Regions from separate parts of the Homo sapiens genome. Here region 2 is linked to region 1. Evidence: read pairs that join two places in POLR2A ChIA-PET (ENCODE). Cell type or tissue: OCI-LY7. All regions are shown on one strand. Each heading gives the region's core, and the rest is flanking DNA. Links, peaks and the distances in the headings are about the cores only. Region 1 has its middle 37 kb from the start of AFF2. Region 2 overlaps AFF2 (ALF transcription elongation factor 2).

What was found. Peaks named below come from ENCODE experiments on the same cell type or tissue, not always from the same donor. Only the 100,000 strongest peaks of a DNase experiment are listed, where the experiment ranks them.
Region 2: POLR2A ChIA-PET joins it to region 1 with 7 read pairs; 2 of 35 experiments call an interaction of 5 or more read pairs at or near these places.

Annotation. Positions count from the first base shown.
Region 1 is chrX:148,458,220-148,469,445 of GRCh38, reverse strand. It overlaps the pseudogene RPL7L1P11. Among named protein-coding and RNA genes, the nearest start is that of AFF2, 37 kb to the left of the region's middle. In OCI-LY7, for the core only: no CTCF peak of the experiment used is centred there; DNase peaks (open chromatin) are centred at 8,845 and 9,885; H3K4me3 peaks cover 1,852 bases; H3K27ac peaks cover 2,725 bases.
Region 2 is chrX:148,564,660-148,572,659 of GRCh38, reverse strand. All of the region lies in intron 1 of AFF2 (ALF transcription elongation factor 2), which reads right to left. Among named protein-coding and RNA genes, the nearest start is that of AFF2, 68 kb to the right of the region's middle. In OCI-LY7, for the core only: no CTCF peak of the experiment used is centred there; no DNase peak of the experiment used is centred there; H3K4me3 peaks cover 365 bases; H3K27ac peaks cover 1,644 bases.

The DNA.
Region 1 (11,226 bases), core at 1,968-9,967:
GACAATAACTGTTATATATTTCAAATTCTTGCTGATTGGCTATCTGATATTCATGATTTACATTCACATTTTAATATGAAATTCTTCCCCATATGCATGTGTTTACACTAATTTCAATGAAATTTTTAATTTATTTCACTGTCAATGGCTGCCTGTCCAGTGGATCTATACAGTTAGCACTGCCTCTTCACGGGAGAAATTTCATCCGATGAGTGAAGTAACAACTCTTGGAAAGTTGTTTACAGAAAACAGCTTTTCAGTAACATGAGAAGATTATGACTTGAAGCATATATGCCCAGCATTTTGCCTCAAGAATTTAGCCTTGCAGTTGACCATGGCAGATATAAATGGCCAATCCTTGGGGAACGATGGCAGAGAGAAACATGGTAAGCTCAAAAGCTTCATATATTTCATCATTAGTAATATATCAAATACTTATTGAAGATCTTGATTTCATCCCTTCTGGACTCCCTATGTTTATGACAGCCAATTCCAACATTTCATCAAGCTTCCAACTCTACAAACCCTCCTCAGTTGACAACCTCACACCTTAATTTACTGACACAAGTTTCCTCAGTTTTCTTCTCATTCATGCTAAAATTCCTCTCTACCTTATTCATTTTTTCTACTATCTCTCTTTTTATAATCCTCTTTCTTTCCAACTCCACTTCTTCATTGTCTACTTACTCCTGAACTTAGGGTTTATATTTTCAGCATGCTACTCAACATTCTCTTTTGCAAGCAACTATGATCCAACATGGTTGGATCCAACATGCTCTTCCTCATTGAACTATGACCTATTGTAATGTTGACATTTCCTTCTAGAAACTCTTTTTCCTTGGCTCAGGCAATCTTACAAGAAATATATGGTTTCTCCTCTTGCCTGAGGGCTCCTTGTTTTTCTTCACTGCTTCCTCTTCCAAGGCTTTGTCCTTCACTTTTTTTTTTTTTTTTCCTCTTTAGAAGCAAGGTTTCTAATCTTAGGAAGAAATGGAAAAGCTTCTGAGGGTTCCAGGAAACCTTGGTAAGTTTATGCCAAATTGTATTTGTGTGTACATCTGTTTATGCATTTGGGTAAAAGGGGCCATAATTTAATTGAATTTCAAAGAAGTCCAGGACCCTGCAGAAAATGTTAAGAACTTTTGCTCCAGACTTCCTTCCTGGGCAATTTTACCATCCTCCAGTGCTGAAATGATTGCCTTCCAAATCTCAGTCTTCCACCTGACCATCCTCTTAATCTTTAGCTTTTTAAGTATCTCTGATTCTTTATGTTTCCTCCTGGTATACAGTAGTACTACACATTAGTAAATATACTCTCTATGGAAGCCACAACAAGTGAAGCACTCATTTTACCAGCCCTACTTGCCGGGTACCCATATGGCAGCTCTGCACAAAAATTTTAAAGTGCACCTTTCAGGGAGGTCCAGTGCTATGGGTACATGGCTTAGTAACAGGATGGTAGTTTTGTGGGGTTTTTTGTTGTTGTTGTTGTTGACTTTTCAATATTGTATCTCCATCATGCCAAGCCTGCATTCAAGCTGATTTTGAAGCATCTTAGTCTGACTCTCAAGGACCTCCATGATCTGGTCTAAACCCTATGCTTCTAGCATAGTAACCCACTAATCCTCTCCAAAAAGCTTCCACTCTAGCCAGACTGGTCTGCTTATTGTTGCCCGGACAGACTATATGCATTCCTCTGCATATTTGCTCACCATATTTTACCTACCTAGAATCTCTGCCTCTCCAACATGTTAGACTGAGTGAGTCCTCTATACTTTCACATCTTAGTTCTAGCTCTACTTCTTCTAAGAAACATTTTATAATAACTCCAGTGCTTACTGACTTCACCTTCCTATAAGATCTTGTTGCCCTTATTGTCTGTATCACACTGTTGACTGTGAGCACTCTTCAGTCTTTGACTTCTAGTACAGTGCCCTAGGACCTTGGCATTCAAAATGTGGTCCATGGACCAACAGAATGGGCAGTACTTGGGAGCTAGCTAAAAATGAAGAATCTCATAACCCACCCCAGACCTACCAAAAAATACTCTGCATTTTAACAAGATCTTCAAGTGATTCTTACAAATGATAGAGTTCGAGAGGCAGTGCCCTATGTCATGCATTTGTAGTTGTTAAAATATCTTAGTTTCAGTCCCTGAATATACCTTATGTTTCATGACATTTTACTTTCTGATCATGCCTTCTCTGTTCCCTATTACTTTTCAGAACTCTATGTATTCTATGATGCTTTTCCTATATTCCCCCATTGAAAGTATATCTCTTCTTGAATTACTTTGATGCCTCTTTGCTCATTTTCTACATGTATCTTGTATTAAAGGGCATTTTGTGTGCAGAGGTATTAACTCCTTTGTTAGATTATAAGCTCTTTGAGGGTAGGAATGGGATTTTCTTCATCTCTGATCCTTGACAGATTCTGGCAGAGTTCCTGACACCCAGTAGTTAAAAATAATAAATGTTTGCTGAATGAATGAATGAATGAATGAATGAATGGCTAATTTCATAATAAATTCATTTGGATTTTAGAATTTACTTGGGAAAAATGTGATAGATAATTGACCATGGGTCGTGCTGTTCGTAATTGCAATGTTTTTATTTTTCAAGCCAAATATTAATTATCTAACCCAGTCATGCTGTTTCTTAATGACTTTTAAACCTGTACCACTATGAATACAAGCCTGCATGAATTTTTAACAGTCTCCAAGTAGTTCATAATTAAAGACCAAGTGATTCAACTCACTGTCGCAATCAATGCCTTTGTTTATCGCTTAGTTTTCATCTCTGTATAGATAACCAAGAAAAAAAAGCTAACAAACCACAGAAAACAAAATCGGATGATAAAGAAGTATGAAAAAGTATCTCACCACCCATTCTGTGTCTGAATGACTAGTAATGAAAGGGAAAAGTGTCAGTAGCCATTCAAGTTAATCAATATACTGACTCATCTACTCAACAAATTCTAGATGAATCAGAGGTCTTTGTGTTTCAAAGTTTATGACTCATATCTCTTAAACTCTGTGGACCTAATCACAGAAACTAAACAGGGGAGAAAACGAAATGATCCAAATCCAATCTTTGAGCAGTGCAAGAAAAAAAGAAACTTTCTGAATTAGAAGTCATCTTCTTCTAGAGGCTTAACAGTTTCAGATGGATTTCTCCAGTTATCTAAGAGAGATCAGTCTGTATCCAGTTTCTCCTTCTGTCACAAAACGCAACAGTTTCTTTTTGAGATCAAAATGATGTTGCCTTATATTAGAAAGTGATTGTAGTTATTAAGGTGTTTTGAAAGTCTTTTGTTTACTGACTATGACCATTTTGGAAGATGATTTATCTGTTAGATTGACTTTTGAGAAAAGAACTGGAATACCTGGTTATACAAACATGAAAGTCCCCTAAAATTATATCCCACAGGTCTACTGCTCTAGATTCTTCATTGTGAATACACTCAAATCTCACTAAGTAGGCTAGTAAAGAGAAAAGTCAATATAGCAGAAAGTATTTCTCTTTCTTTCTTCTTTCTTTTTTTTAGAGACAAGTAAATATTTGTTTTCGTGCCTTACTTCCTATGTGTATTTCAAGTCTTTTTCAAAACGAGGCCCCAGGAATCTCCAGATTCAATTATGTCCCTGGGCTTGGTCGACTGCTGCAGGAGTCTTAGGAAGCCTTATACAAATGCTAGAGCTACTCATTTACCAACATTAAACCTGGGATAGCAGATGCAACAAAGCAGGACTCCTTCCCCCATGGAATGTGCTGATTTCAGATGAGGCGGCAGCCACAATATAGAAAACACTGGGAATTTTTCCTTGGAACTGGGCTGTGATGAGAGGTGCTTGCCATGAACATAAGCTACTGTCTTTTCTTTGACCCTTCCTTTCCAGTTTTTGAAGACAAAGCAGGAAATAATCTTCTCTGAAGATACTTGATAAAAATTCCCAGAAAACAAAAACACATGCTTCCACTTCATTGATAAAAATTTACTGCAGTTTGGCACCTGGGTCTAGTTCAGCTGGCAGATGAGCTGATTGATGCATTCACCCTGATAGCCAGGTGTGCCCATCTCCTTGAGGAAGCCCACTCTATTTTTGGTAGCATGATGGGCCACTGAGAGGTGGAAAGGGCACAAGAACCATAAGATCTCCTGGAAATGCTTCCCTGGGAAGGCAATTTCATAAATGAGGTCTTTCAAGAAAATGACGCCAACCTTCCCCAGGTGCTCCTCAATCACTGTGTTGTCTGTCAGAGGGATGGTCTTATTCTTGACCTTGGATTGTCCACGTTTCAAAATGAGTTCCCAGACAGACTTCAGATTTGGAAATCCCCAGGTCACACAACGTTCCACTATACGCAGCATTTTTAGGTTCTGGGGGGTGACTTTTACAAAGACACCACTAAAAATTTTCTTTAGGCGAAGTCTTGCAATGGTCTGCACCAGTAAACTCACGCCATCAATCCTTTCGATGCATACAGCAAAGGCCAAGGAATGTTTATCTGGCAATTCCAAGTCATGAGGTTTCACTTCTAGTTGTCTGAGATGCACCTTGTCACATTTCTGTGACTTGACAATCATGTAGGAATGACTCCAGTTGCTTAAACCTGAGCCCTTTTCCTTTCCTCTGCTCCTTCTTTGCCAAAAGTGCCTGCTTTGCCTGGGTGGCTTTGAGGGCTTGATAAACCTTCCTCTTTTTCAGGAGATTTTCTGGAACCAAAGGGATTTTTCTTTGCTCTTGCTCTGCCATCTTTCTAGTGTTGCAGCTACTTGCAGAAAGTATTTCTTAAGAGCTGGGCTTCATAAGCTATAGAGAGGCAGTAGAGAATAGTGGCTAAAAACATGGTGTTTGAAATTGAGCTGATATGGATGCAAATCCCAACTTGCTTTCTTAATGTTTGTGTAACACTATGTAAGTGCCTCACCTATGAAGTGGGGATACTAATAATGCCTGCAGGATTAAGTGAGAAAAATGTAAACAGTGCTAACCAAAGTACCTAGCACTTAGTGAGTTCTCTGTAAGATTTAATAATTGTTATAGTAGCTGTTAGTAAGGCTGTATCACTGCCTTTCCCATGCTCACTTCCTGGTCAGCAGTCTGTCTCATCTATGGATTCTTCCACCATCCATGTCCTTTGGAGGCTCATTTGACTGTCCCCTTCTCTAGGCAACTGCCCTTTTTTTCCTCTTCACTATTCACACTGGGCTTGGACCCACAGCTGGCCTTGCGCTTGCTTCTTTAGATACTCTCAGTGGCCACCACCCTCTGCCTAGCTCATGCTGATCTTGCTGGTAAGTGATCTTCAATCTAATTCTAATTTCCCTCTAGACCTCCACCAAACTTCCCTAACCACATCTCTAACCAAGGCCTTTAACCTGAGGAAGATGAAGGAACATGCATGAACAGAAGCAGAAGGAGGGCCTAGTACAAGTCTTCCCAAAGTGTATTCTGCAGAATGCTAATGCTGCAAGTTCTTATACAAGAAAAGATAGCTTTTTTTCTGGTAAAATAATTTTGGAAAATTTTGCATACTATTTGTTCCTGCAGATTCGCAGTGCACCTTAGTATTTAGTGACTTGGACAAACAGTGGCACAGAAAATTAACTCTTTTAGCTCAAAGACATTTTTGGAAATACCAGCATAGCTCACGTTCCATGCCCGTTGTAGTCACTTAGCAGCTACTATAGCAAACATTGGCAGTCCCCGTGGCAAATAGAAAAGAGAACTCTGGAGGGTATGATATTGACAATTAATTGCTCTTCCCAGAAGTGGTACATGTTACTGCCACTAACCACTCATTGTTTTCAGTCATCTGGCTCCACAAAACCATAAAGAAGCCAGGAAATGCCATCTTAGCATCTGTATAGGAGGAGGAGAAGTAGAAACATGTGGTGAACAGTATTAATGACTGCTACACTGAACCTCAATATTCATATCTGTAAAATGGGAGAAAAATAGCCTTTTATGAAGATTAAGTGAAATACAAAAATAAAATTTTTTATAAAGTGAGAAGTGCTATGCACAGGTAAAGGATCATTACCCAGTTAATTCATGGGATTTCTGCTTTGTGAGATCAGGATCAGAACATGAGCCACAAATGAACTGCATGGAACTGTGGGTAGCTGGGATGGTGACAAGTATAAAAGGACAAAGAAGGACGGGGACCTAATAAGACAAAGTTATGGATAATGGCCAAACAAATTGCAGTGATAAGAATTATCTTTTAAAAAAATGAAGAAGAAATTTTCTAGACAAAATAACCTTCTGTCCACCGTGTCCAAAAGATCACATATTGAAAATGAGTATATCTGAGTTAATGATGTTTTACCATAATTGCTCATTGAATTAAACCACAAAGGAAATCCTGTTTTTATTCAGAAATATGATCTTCATAGACAATTTCTCCTCAGGCAGACTCTAGATGCTGTTTTCATTTGCAAAAATATATTAGCTGTCATCTATCCTTCTTTTTTTCCCCACATAGAAATTATACAACAAAAGCTTTTCAAGAGGGAATACATTTGTACCACCTAATTCTTAACACTTTAGAGCAGATTTCAATAGTCTGGATTCAGGAAATGCTATGGTCCAATTCCATTTGTCATCATTTATTCCTCCCCTAACAAACATGGTCTGCATCTACTTGAAAATGACATGTATTTAAGTTGTAATTCATACTAAAAGTACTGATTATGCTATATTATAGATGCATCAGAAGCAAGCAAAATAGATTTTCACTAGAAATTTGGAAAATCCTGCTTATAATCATGTTCTTTGTATTAACATGTCTACGTCAAGTTTTTTGTTTGTTTAATGATGCCTTAAATTTTCTAATTGAAAAGGATACTCCTGATGTCATTGGGCCATTAGGGGGCTATCAGATGCCTACATGTACAGTATCACCGAGTGTAAATCTAGAAGGCCCTTAGCCACGCTCATTAACAATCACAGGCCAGGGCCCCAAACAATTTTAAGGACAGTGGGCCTGGGGTGGGAATGGGTATAACAAGGTGGGGGAGAAACAAAGATGGAAAGGACACGAGTAAAGTCTAGCAAGTTCTCACTTAACATTTTCAATAGGTTCTTGGAAATTGACTTCAAGTGAAATGATGTATAACAAAACAAATTTTTAAAATCAACATTATCAGAAAACGGTGTTGAAGGAAATTATGTTACTTGAAAATCTGCTGTGTGTCATTTCACTTAAAGTTAGTTTCCAACAACTGATCAATGATGTTAAGTGAGGACTTACTGTTGTGAGTCTTAGGGAAGGCTTAGTGTCAATAGCAGTATAAAGCTTCCCAACTCAAGATGTGAAAAGTGACAAACAAGCACTATATATGAACATCAAGGGAGACCTCATGGAGTAGTTTGTAGATAGTTGTTTCTAAGTACCAAACTCCACAGTAACACAAGTTGTCTAGTAGCAAGGTTATGGGTACCATGAAGGTTAGTGACCACAAATTCAGTCCCCCAAAAAGTTGGAATGCAATTATGTCTCAGTATAAAGCTCAAGAATATCCACAGGAAAATAAAAATATACAATATCCTACAAGCTAAAAAAAAAAAAAAAAGTCTGGCATCCCATCAAAAATTATCAGACATCCAAAGAAGAAGAAAAATACCACCTATAATAAAGAGAAACTTCAATCAATTGAAACTGACCCAGAATTAACACAGATGATAGAACTAGTAGGTAAAAATATTAAAAATATATTCCATATGCTCAAGAAGCCAGAGGAAAGACTGAACATAGTAAAGATGGAAAATGCAAAAAGATTCAAATTGAAATTCAATAGATGAAAATGATGATGACTAAAATAAAATGTAACCTGGATTTTGGATTAACAGCAGATTAGGCATTGCATGAGAAAAAATTAATAAATTTGTTAGATATATAAATAGGAAGTGTCCAAAATGAAACCCAGAGACAAAGGAATTAAAAATAAACAAATAAAATAAGCAGTGTCAGTGAGCTGTGGGACAACTTCAAGTGCCCTAATACATACGTAACTGAAGCCCCCAAAAAAGAAGAAAGAGAGGGAAGAAAAACTATTTGATAAATTAATAGCCAATTAATTTTCAATTGTGATAAAATGTGTAAACCCACAGATCAAAGAAAGAGGCTATTTATCATCCAGGTGAGAGTAGATTGTGGTTTAAATTGGGGTAGTTAGCAGTGGAGTTGGTTAGAAATGGTCAGATTCTACACATAACTTGGAGGGTAAAGCCCATAAGATTTCCTAATGGTTTGGATGTGGAGTGTGAAAGGCTTCAAGGATCACTCCAAGACATTTGGCTAGAGAAAATGGAAGGCTGAAATATGACAAATGATTTTCACTTGAAAGGGACCCAGTCAGAATAGGAACCATCGGCTCAGACCCAAGCCAACAATTTCTCAACTTTATTATTTAGAAATTTGCTGTGTTAGTTTTTACTAACAGCCTTTGGTATCCAGAGCAACAATAAATAATTAAGATGAAAATTACTCATGTTGTCCTTCCAGGGTTCTTGAATGGGAATCTCTAGGACCTCTTCATTTAACCCAGTTCCCAGCCTACTTTTAGATAGCATGGATTCTCATCAGAGATAGAGTTATCTAAGCGTCCGAATGTTTTGGTTTGCCCTTTCATATTTATAACTCCTTTCTTAGAAACAGAGAGAACAAAATGTTGTGTACATTTCAACTGACAGCAGCTTACCAGAATGGCAGTGTCCAGGGTTTCTTTTACTTGTCCCCATGGGCTGTGGCAGAATGGTTTCCTAACATTATTTACAGCCCTGGAACATTTTATACTTTCAGGTCTTGCCTGAATGTATCCAGGAACTCATGTGTCACCTGTGAGACAAGCAGGAACTGAGAAATGGCAGGGGTGATTTCTTTTTCAGATGAATTAACTTCATAAATAGGGTTCAGGTATGACAGAGAGTAGAAAAATTAAGAATCAGGATATGTAATCAGCAATATACTTATAAAAGGATAACATGATGGCTATATTTTTTATCATTAAAAGAAAGTAAGAAAAATAGTAACACTGATTTTTTTCACTAATTAAATGAAAAGCAACTTCTAGCAGAAAAAGGCATAAATTTGCTATTTATAAACCTCCCTACTCCATTGGATTCAGAGCCCGTGCTTTGGGAAGTCTTCCGGAAATTCAGTATTAAACCCCCAGAAGGGTGAGGTTCCAGAGAACTGTTTAGGGTATTCTACTTTATACCTCACATGGATTGAACTGTGGTGAGAGGCCAGCATAGCTGAGTCTCACAAACATGAATATAAGATATTTTTTGATTCAAGAAATTTCCTGAAGTCCCGTAAGGCACTGTGCCAGAAGCTGTACACGTGTTCAGGAGAAGGATGGGGGAGGGAATAAAGGGATTTTGAAAGACAGAGAAAAGATTGATCAGAATTCTCACCTTACAGAGACTGACACGCTTATGGAGAAGATAGGCATACAACTATATTATAGGACAAACTGATTTGTCCCTGAGGATCCTCATAGGATATAGTCATGGTCTCCCAGGGTGTTTCAGCTCACTGAACATTTGCTCAGAAGTCTATAAGTCAGGCTTCACATTTTGACTTTTTTGAATGGGCAACGGGCACCAGAGGTCTATCTATGCCTGGACATTTCCACTGCCTGACCTTGTCAGAATTGCCCAAATTGGCTCTGTGGAGGCCAGTTAACCATGTAACCAAGAAGAGGCTAGTTAGAAAACAGACATGGATCGACTGCTTTAAGTGAAGGAAATCATGTGGACTCCCACCAAAACCAAAATGCAGACTGAAGTAAAACTTTTCTTAGGTCTGAAAAAGTTTCATAACCATCCTTGGTGTCTCTCATTTTCACGCTCTGTTTGCATGCTTCACGGCTTTCTAGTTCTACTAAAAGCAGAAGTGCCACAATATTTTAATGACGTTTATTCTAATGGCACTGAAAGGCCAGGTGTTAACAGTCAACAACATGTCAGGAAGAGGATGCAGACTTTCCTAAGAGACTGGAGCCTTCCTTTGAGGAGCAGCCATGTGACTGGGCTATGGCCTTCAGTTTGCCATCCTTTACACTATGCTTTGGATCTATGGGGCAGACCCATCCAAGGTCTAAAGCACTGTTAATAAGGACACATTGATTTTCAGTTTGTAAATCAGGAAAACTAAAATGTGCAGATATGGTCTGTTCCTAGCAGAGCCACAAGCAACAACACTCTTAGTCCCTCATTGATTAACAAAATAGGGGAGCTTGTTTTTTAAGGGCAGGCCACTATTACTTTACCTGATCTCCTATGGAAGCTGTTGTGTTCACTCATTAAACGATCACATATTTCTCCAAAATTAATTTGAGAATAGGGTTGTTAGGTCAGGAGCTACAATTGTTCTGTAAAACCACCGGAATTCTAGCCCAATTGTTAATCATCATTAATAATTAACTTCATCCTCCCAGCCTCAGATAGAAAGTTGAGGATATAAGAAAGGATATAAGGAAGTTATTGGCAGGTTATCTCAAAGTTGGGAAATTTAACTTTTAGCTTATATTTATCAGCGGTGGGCAGTGGGAACAGAAGTGAGGGATGAAGTTTCCAGAGGAGAAAGAGTTTGGCACATTCAAGGAACCACAAGCATCACACTCTGGCTGGACCACATTGTAGGGGGTGGGCGGGGGGCAGTGCTGCTGGACAGCAGCTGAGGCAGAAGATGGACAGCAGCTGAGGCAGAAGATATACATCAGACCCAGATCACAAAGGGCCTTATAGCCCACATGAGACATAATGGACTTTTCCCAAGAGCAGAGGGAGCACTGGCAGGTTTTAAATAGCAGATAGAAGAGTTGCAAGTTGCACAGTGGTGGTTTTTGTTGTTGTTGTTTTTGCTGTGGTAAGGGGGATGGCTTGCAGGTGGCATGGCTAAAGCCAGGAAGGTCAGGTTGTAACAGTGTAGGGCAATTATGATGGAAGCCTGAACAGGCACATCGAGTGTGGGGATGTGTTCATTCACCTAACAGATAGCACTTGTCCATCATACACCAGGCACTGGTCTTGATCCTGGGCAACACTGGTACACAAGGGAGAAAGTGTCACTATGTGCCTTCTGGTGGGGGAGGAGAGAACTAGATGATGATGCCTTTTCCTAGACTTTTTTCCTATGCCTTGGGTTTGAGACTCGTGTGCAATATAACCTCTCCCACTGCGGTGTTAGCAATTTGAGAGTAGGAGCCACA
Region 2 (8,000 bases), core at 1-8,000, 110 kb before region 1:
TTTCTTTCACTTAGCATAATGTTTTCAATGTTCATCCAAATTGTAGTGCAAATTGTGACACACATCAGTACTTCCTTCCTTTTGTGGTTGAGTAATATTCTTTGTATAGATAGACCACATTTAGTTTGTCCATTCATCAGTCGATGGATATTTGAGTCATTCCCACTTTTGGCTGTGACAAGTAATGTTGCCATGAACACTCCAGTACAAGTTTTTATGTGGACATATGTCTTAAATATTATTCCATGTATACTTAGAAGCGTAATTGTTGGGTCACATGAAAATTCGATATTTAGCTTTTTGCGGAATTCCCAAATTGTTTTCCACAGTGTCTGCATAATTTTATTTAATACATTTCCACAAGCAAAGGGTGTTAATTTCGCGACATCCTCGCCAACACTTGTTGCTGTGTATCTTCTTGGGCATAGTGATTCTAGTGGGTGTGAAGTGGTGTCTCATGGTTTTTATTAATATTTGCATTTCCCTGATGACTAAGATATTCAGTGTCTTTTCATGTATTTATTAGCATTTGTGTATCTACTTTGAATAAATATCTATTCAGATGCTTTGCCAATTTTTAATTGAATTATTTTGTAACAGTTTTTTTTTTTTGTCTTTTCTGGATGCTAGTATGTTATCAGATCTATGGTTTACAAATATTTTTCTCATTCTGTGATGTGTCTTTTCACTTACTTGATGATGACCTTTAAGCTCCCTACCAATATTTAATCAAAATAGTTGCTAATGCCTCAGGCTGAATAATCTTTTTTCTCATAACTTTTAGAAAGTGCTTCCTATATGTAGGTGGATCTAGAGATATTAGTCCTATTATCACTGGCCCTTTGACCCTGTGCTGATCCTTAGTTAGATTGGGCCATAAATACTTTATCAGGTGTCCATCTGTCCTTAGGACAATGAACCGACTCAGGCTTCCCAGAAAGCTTTTAGAAGCTTTAAAATGATAATACTATCTTGAGAATGACTGCTTTTAAGCCAGTGAACTCAGTGCCTTTTTTTAATTGGCATTATTTGTCTAGGAGGATTTGGGTTAGCAGCTTTTCCCACAGGAATAAGTTTAGCTACAAGACTTTGAGAATTCCTCTCTTTGATCAATACAATCTTTTACTTTACACTCCCATACAGCTTTTCCATCTGTTTTCCCACTGAAAATGTGCCCCAAAGTTTAAATTTTCTTGATATCTTTCAGACCCAAACTTACGAACCCAGATGAGCTGCAGTTGGGGGTAGCGGGTGGTGCAGAGTAGAGACCAGTCCAAGCTAAATTACTGGAAATGCCAAGTTCTGGAACATTTGGAAAGCAATGCTGCAGCTAATCATGCACAGTAATCATAGGCAGGAGGGCAGAAGTGTCATCTTTAAGAATCCACAGAAGCATGGCTTCAAGTCAAGCGGCCTAATGGTAGAACTTTGATAACAATTAAGTAGTCCACAGGCTTGCCCAGAAAAGCAGCTCCAAAGAATACAGTTGGGTTTTTTGAGCTAATGCTTCATCTATACCACAAGTGCCAGAGGTGCAGTTGCAAAGAACAAACTTTAGTATGAAAATTTGTTATGAATTGAATTGTTTCCACCCCCTCCAAAAAAATATGTTTAAGTCTTAACCTTCAGCACATCAGAATGTAACCTAATTTGGAAATAGGGATCTTTCAGCGGTGATCAAGTTAAGATGAGGGTCTTAGGGTCAGCCCTAATCCAATATGACTAGTATCCTTATAAAAAGGGGACATTTGGACAGACAGATAGGCACACATAGAGGCAAGAGGATGGGAAGACACAGGAAGAAGATGGCCATGTAAAGGTGGAGGATTGGAGCGATGGATCAACAATCCAAGGAACGGATGCGGTTACCAGAAGCTAGGAAAGAGGCATGGAACACGTCTTTCCTGGGACCTTTGGAGGAAGCATAGCCCTCCCAACACCTTGATTTTGAAGTTATAGCCTCTAGAACTGGGAAACAAAACATTTCTATTGTTCTAAGCCACACCAATTTGTGGTGTTTTGTTTCAGCAGCTCCAGGAAACCAATACAAAGCACCAGGCCCTATGCAAAGGGAGAACGTCCTGTGTCTCAGGTAGAAGGATTGTCATTACACAGACCCTTTCAGTCACATCTGCATGCCCAGATCATCAGTGTTGTAAGCAGCACTATCTTTGAAATGAAAAGGAAGAATACAAGTACACATTCCACATTTCTTCTACGAAGATGCGTATTTCTACTTTACTAAATGTTATGAGACTTCAAATCTTGATCCACCTATGTGTGTGGTGTGTATTAAAAAATGAGTAATGATTGCTTGGTTCAAATTGAAGAGGTTGTCAGAGAAATAAGCCAAGAAATCACAACTGCTTTCTCTTCCTGACTCATTCTTAATAAATAATGAAGATTTCTTATTGGGTGATATGAAATTTCATCTTAAGCATACTGAGGGTCTATAACCATGTAGATGTGACACTATGTAGCTTGTACGGTTCAAAGTAGGCTTGATGATGATGACAATGACTGTTTGGAGATTACAGACCAAAATAAACATACACTGTACACTTTGGATTGGTAGAAATTATAAATCGTCTGCATCTTGATCCATCAAAATTATGTGAAAGAATAATCAAATTAATTATGGTAGCCTGTCTATAGGAAATATTGGATATGAGTATATATCAATCAAGCCAGTGAGATGGAGACAAGGATTCTTTCCATTTTACTGACAGCTATCCTTTTTATATATATTACATGTGGTCTGATATCATGTATGATTGTATGAAAAAATCACTGAAACAAATGTACTGAGAGTAGTTTGGTAAACATTACATTTTTAATTTTATTGCATAATAATTTCATTTATTCATTAAACAAATATTTAATGAGCCCCTATTATGTTTCACAACCTGTGCTAGACAACCAAGATTTATCCATGCATAGAAAGAGCTTCTGAACACTAATGTCACAAGGGGCTAACACCGTGACTTCAGCTCTAGAGGTCAAACACACACACAGTTATCCTCAGAGAATCAGGAAAGCTTTGGTTCTAACATAGCAAATCTCCACATTTCTTAATTTAAAATTAATAGAAGAATTTGATAGATTTTGCACCCTAACTCTACACCCAGGGGAAAAAACTGAAATAAAATGTGTCTAGAAAATATGGCATATTTCTTACTCCTTGTATTTTTGTTTGTTTTGCTTTGTTTTGTTTTTTAGAGATGTTTGGTTACTTTTCCCATATTTCAGCAAAACTTCAGTTCTCATTGAATAGCAAAGAAACGACCGCTAAAAGCTTGGTAAAAGCGAAATGTTAAGTACTAACATGGTTTGTTCTTAGGGAAAGTAGAAAGGAATATGACTCACATTGTACATCTTCTATATGCAGAGTTTTCTAGATTTTCTTATCTAAATTTTACAACCCTAGATAGAGAAATCCTCTTCCTCCTATTCCTACTTCTGTTCCTCCTCCTCCTCCTCCTCATCATCATGATCATTATCACCATCACCATCATTTTTACTACTACCATTTTGCAGATGAGGAAACTGAAGTCAGAGAGGGAAAGTGACTTACCCAAGGTCACACAGCCAGTAAGGGGCCACTTCTTACCATTCCACAATGCAGTGTTGCTTCCAAAGAACAGTTTCAAGGAAATCATGAGCTTTTCATACCTGCTTACCAAATGTAGTCTTACACATTTGGCCCAGCATCTTACTAATGGCAATCTTTAATGATTATAACCTATAGATTACGAAATATGCTCCTTTTATTTCATAATCCACTCCCCTTATGTCTTGTGTTTTCCTGTGATATATTTTAGATCTGAGGAAGTTTATATTTCAAAACGATTCATTCTGCTCTGCCAACTGCAAGGCAAGATTGCAATAAATGTTCTCTTGTTGATCAAGAGTGTATATTTGTGAGCAGAAAGAAATACTATCTAAATTCGCATCATGTTTTGGGCCACCACTAACTAATATATTGACATGCCAATATACTGGATTATTTACATACAAAGTAAATGTCAAGCAAACAGAAAACTCTTTTGTCAGTTACCAGATATTTCTCTTACCTTCTGGGGCATGTCAGGTTGAAGCAAAATGCATCTGCTTCATCCTGTCATTACATTTGACCTAAACTTCATTTAAAAGACTAGAGAAATCATTGAAAGCTGTAGTACTGATTAGGCTTTAGAAAAGTATTTGCTTTGGAATTTGATTGTAAGTCTTGTCCAACATTCACTTGTCAGGAATCTAACAGCTCTAGAAATTTAACTTTAAAAGATACATTTAATTCAAATTTCATTTTTTAAAGATTTTATGGAAGTAGACAAACCAAAAGGGAAACAAATTGTCATACAATCCAATGATTCGAATGCGTACTTTGGACAGTTTATAAGTGATCTGGTCAGGACTCAACCAGGGTATTTATTGCTCAGTGGTAAAGAGCATGTTTAAAGGCCTGTTGACATCTGATATTAAAGCTTTCCTATGTTTATCTTTTTCCTCCCCTTTTGACAGGAGATTCCTTTAAAAACCTTTCTGGCTCTATGATGCTGAGTGACTGTGGACTGCAACCCTACTCAGCTTATGAGGAACCAGGTATTTCCAGCAAGATGTCCCCAACTCCCAATGATATCAAAAGGACTCAGACAGAGGCACTCCCCCAGCTAGTGGGTCTCTGACTCCAGCTCTCCAGTATGCTGGAGACTGCTGAGCTGGCCTTACTAATGTGTATGCTTAAAAGAACACCTCGCTCCTCCTGATCACTACTGGTTTCTATAGAAACAAGAAAGAATCTGTTCTTTTGCTAAAATTTTCTCCTAAAGCTTTTTCTAGCAATGTATAAAACATTTATTTTTTGCTATCAAAGTCCTTCATTTATAGCGTCATTTGACCAATTAAAGAACAATGGGCTGAGTAAAGATAAGAGTGAGCTTCATTTTAAGAAACCAAATCCTATGTACAGGAGGCAGCCATGGTCAGTTTATCTCTCTTGGGTCATTTTAGGACTCAAGACTCAAGTATTTTAGTGTAAATCCTTGAAACAATGGTATATCAGAGAGTTAAAAGAAATAACAAGGTATTGACTCCACCGTAAGCTGAGTTTTTCATTCTGGGATACTTCAGCAGTTACAGTATTTAAATGAAGTGTCTCATCAGTGTCACCATAAATAACCCTTGAAAACTCCAGAGCTCCAGACCACAGGAATGCGAGCTGCAGCCTTGATGCCTGTGTGGCTTTGCTTCAAGATAACGGCTAGGTTTCCCTGCTTTATTACTATGTTCCCTTCTCCAGGGACCACATTTGCTCAGGAATTGCTAAGGCTAGTAAATATTGTATCTGTCCTCTTGTAATCACCAAGCAAACAGAATTGCCCTCCATCACATAAAACCCCTAGAGCTGTTAGGTCATGAAAGAGGTATTGAACTAGGGGTGTGCTTAAATATTAAGAATGAGAATCACTGTAGCATAAATCAACACTAAATCCGCTGCATGGTTGTATGTGTTCAGTCTTCTATTAAATTTCAGTCATTTATTTTTCCATCAATAAATATATATTGACTTCCTGCTATTTGCCAGCCACAAGGTTAAGCACCGCAGGTAAGGTGGAGTACTGAGCATTACAAATACAGTCTCTGTCCAACTGGAGTTCATAGTCCAGCATGGCAGACAGGCATTACACAAATAATCACTGAACTCTAAGAGTAAGAAATACTATGAAGCAAAAAGTACCACAAGTGCCTAATAGAGAGTCTAATCCAGTCCAAGGGTGGTCAGAGACACCTTGTTGATTTGCTGGCACTTTGGTTATAAAGAGCTACAAAGGAGATTTTGGCTTAAGGTGAAATTAACTTGATAAGTGTGCATGTCTTGCAAAAATCACAGAATTGTCAAAGATCCCAAGAGGTGAACGGTTCAGCTATCTAGGATGAACAGTTTTCTCAACATGGAGATTCTTAAGGATAGAGACCTTGCACACCCCTTGATGGCTCATCTGGTGTTTCAACATCTTATTAATCTGAAAACACTTTCTTAGCTACTGAAGTACCAAAAGGACCACACCATAAAGTAATCCAGCCAGAAGGTGGTCTTCAGTTGGGGAACCTAAGGGGGATGCAACTGTCACTGAATTGCTGCATTTCATTGCTCTGATTCAAATAGAGAACTATTGTCTGAGAACTGACTCTCTACTCCAATGCAGGATTGCCAGAGCATATATATATATAATAAAACAAATAGATCTTTGGTATTCATGACCATCCAGTTTTGATATTCAAGCAACCATTTTAATACTTTCATTCTTTTGTTCCTTTAATTCTGAATCTAGACTTCTGGGAAGAAATCAGCATCTGATTCAACCAGAGACACTTAAAAACATAGGGAAAGAGAATGAGCTTGGAAGTCAGACACACTTGGGTTTCAACCCTGACTGTGACAACTGTTAGCTGACAGACTTGGGCAAAATAGATAATAATAATATTTCTGAGTCTTGGTTTTCTTATTTGCACCATACGATAATGATACCTCACAGAGTTGTTGCAAGTGTTAAATGAGATGATGCACATAAACTATTTGGCACAGTGCCTGGCAGAGAGTAAACAATTAGGAAATTAAAATTACTAAGGATATGTATACACATCTGACAATGTACTTCTCATTTATACTTCTAACTATACACGCACATATTTATATATACCTTTAACCTAACTCATAGATATGCATGTATATTTTATATATATATATATGAACTTTTAACAACCTTGTTGATCTTTATACCCCTAGTCTTGGGCTCTGAACCCAACCATAGCTGTTATGTAACAAAGGGTTGTTGAAAGGAAGGAAGAATAGAAATAAAGATATTCAAAGACACGTTAACTGGCTAGACAAGAGTTTCTACTTGTACTTTTCCAGTAACTTAGGACCCAATTCTTCAGTTGATTGTGTGGAATGTCAATGAAACAAAAATAATTGTGATCAAATGATGCTCTTAGGGCCATAAACCTATGAGCAAGCATATGGATTGCTACACATTATATTTGTACCCCTAAGGTTTGTTAAACACCTTAGGATGAAAAAAGCTAATAAGTATGAAATTTATTTTTATCATTATTAACTTAAAAATGGGAAAAGCTAAAGATAACAGAGAACTATGAAGCTAAAACTAACATACTCGAATGACAATGTATTTAAAACTCTTATGGCTAATGACCTTAAAATTTTTCTAGCTCTGTGTTGCAGGAATAAAATCCAAATCATCTCTAATAAAAATATTCATAAACTTTTGCTGCTGATGCTTTTGGGGGAATATTGAGTAAAGTGTTTGAAAGATGTCAGTAGTTTTTTTTAACAACCTAAGAAAAATAAAATACAGGGGAAACAGAGTTCTTATCATAAATATATTTTAAAAACTAGAGATTAATTACATACTATTCCTTCAAGAACAGATATATATTCAACCATTCAACTAATATAATATGGTATAATCTTTGGCTGCAGTCACAAAGCCAACTACTGCCAGTTTCCTAGGTTGAGACTAGCAGTCCTGTCACTAGCATAATTTTCTCCTACCATGCCCATGATTCCACTGATAACAAGCATCATACTCTTTCTTCTTAATTTCAATTCCATGTAATGTGTCAGAGCTTGCATTTATTTTGACCTGCTGTAAAAAGCAAAGAGCAGCCAATTCTACATGTCCTCCTTCTGATGCAGAGGAAGACAATAAGAAACAGGACCATGACATTAAAGCAATTCCACTTAAGCACTCAATAAACCTCTATTGAGTATTACTGTGTGGAATGTGCTACCTAGGAACTGTGGAAGATAAATACAATGTAGTTGTAGGAGGCATCCATAAAAGCTGCACATAATACAAAGCAGAGGAAACATGGAGGAAGGTATGAATTCAGCCTGGGGAAGTCCAGGAAGGCTGCTTTGGGGAGACTGCATCTGAGCTGAGCACTGAAGGATAATTAGGCTACTTGAAGTAGAGAAA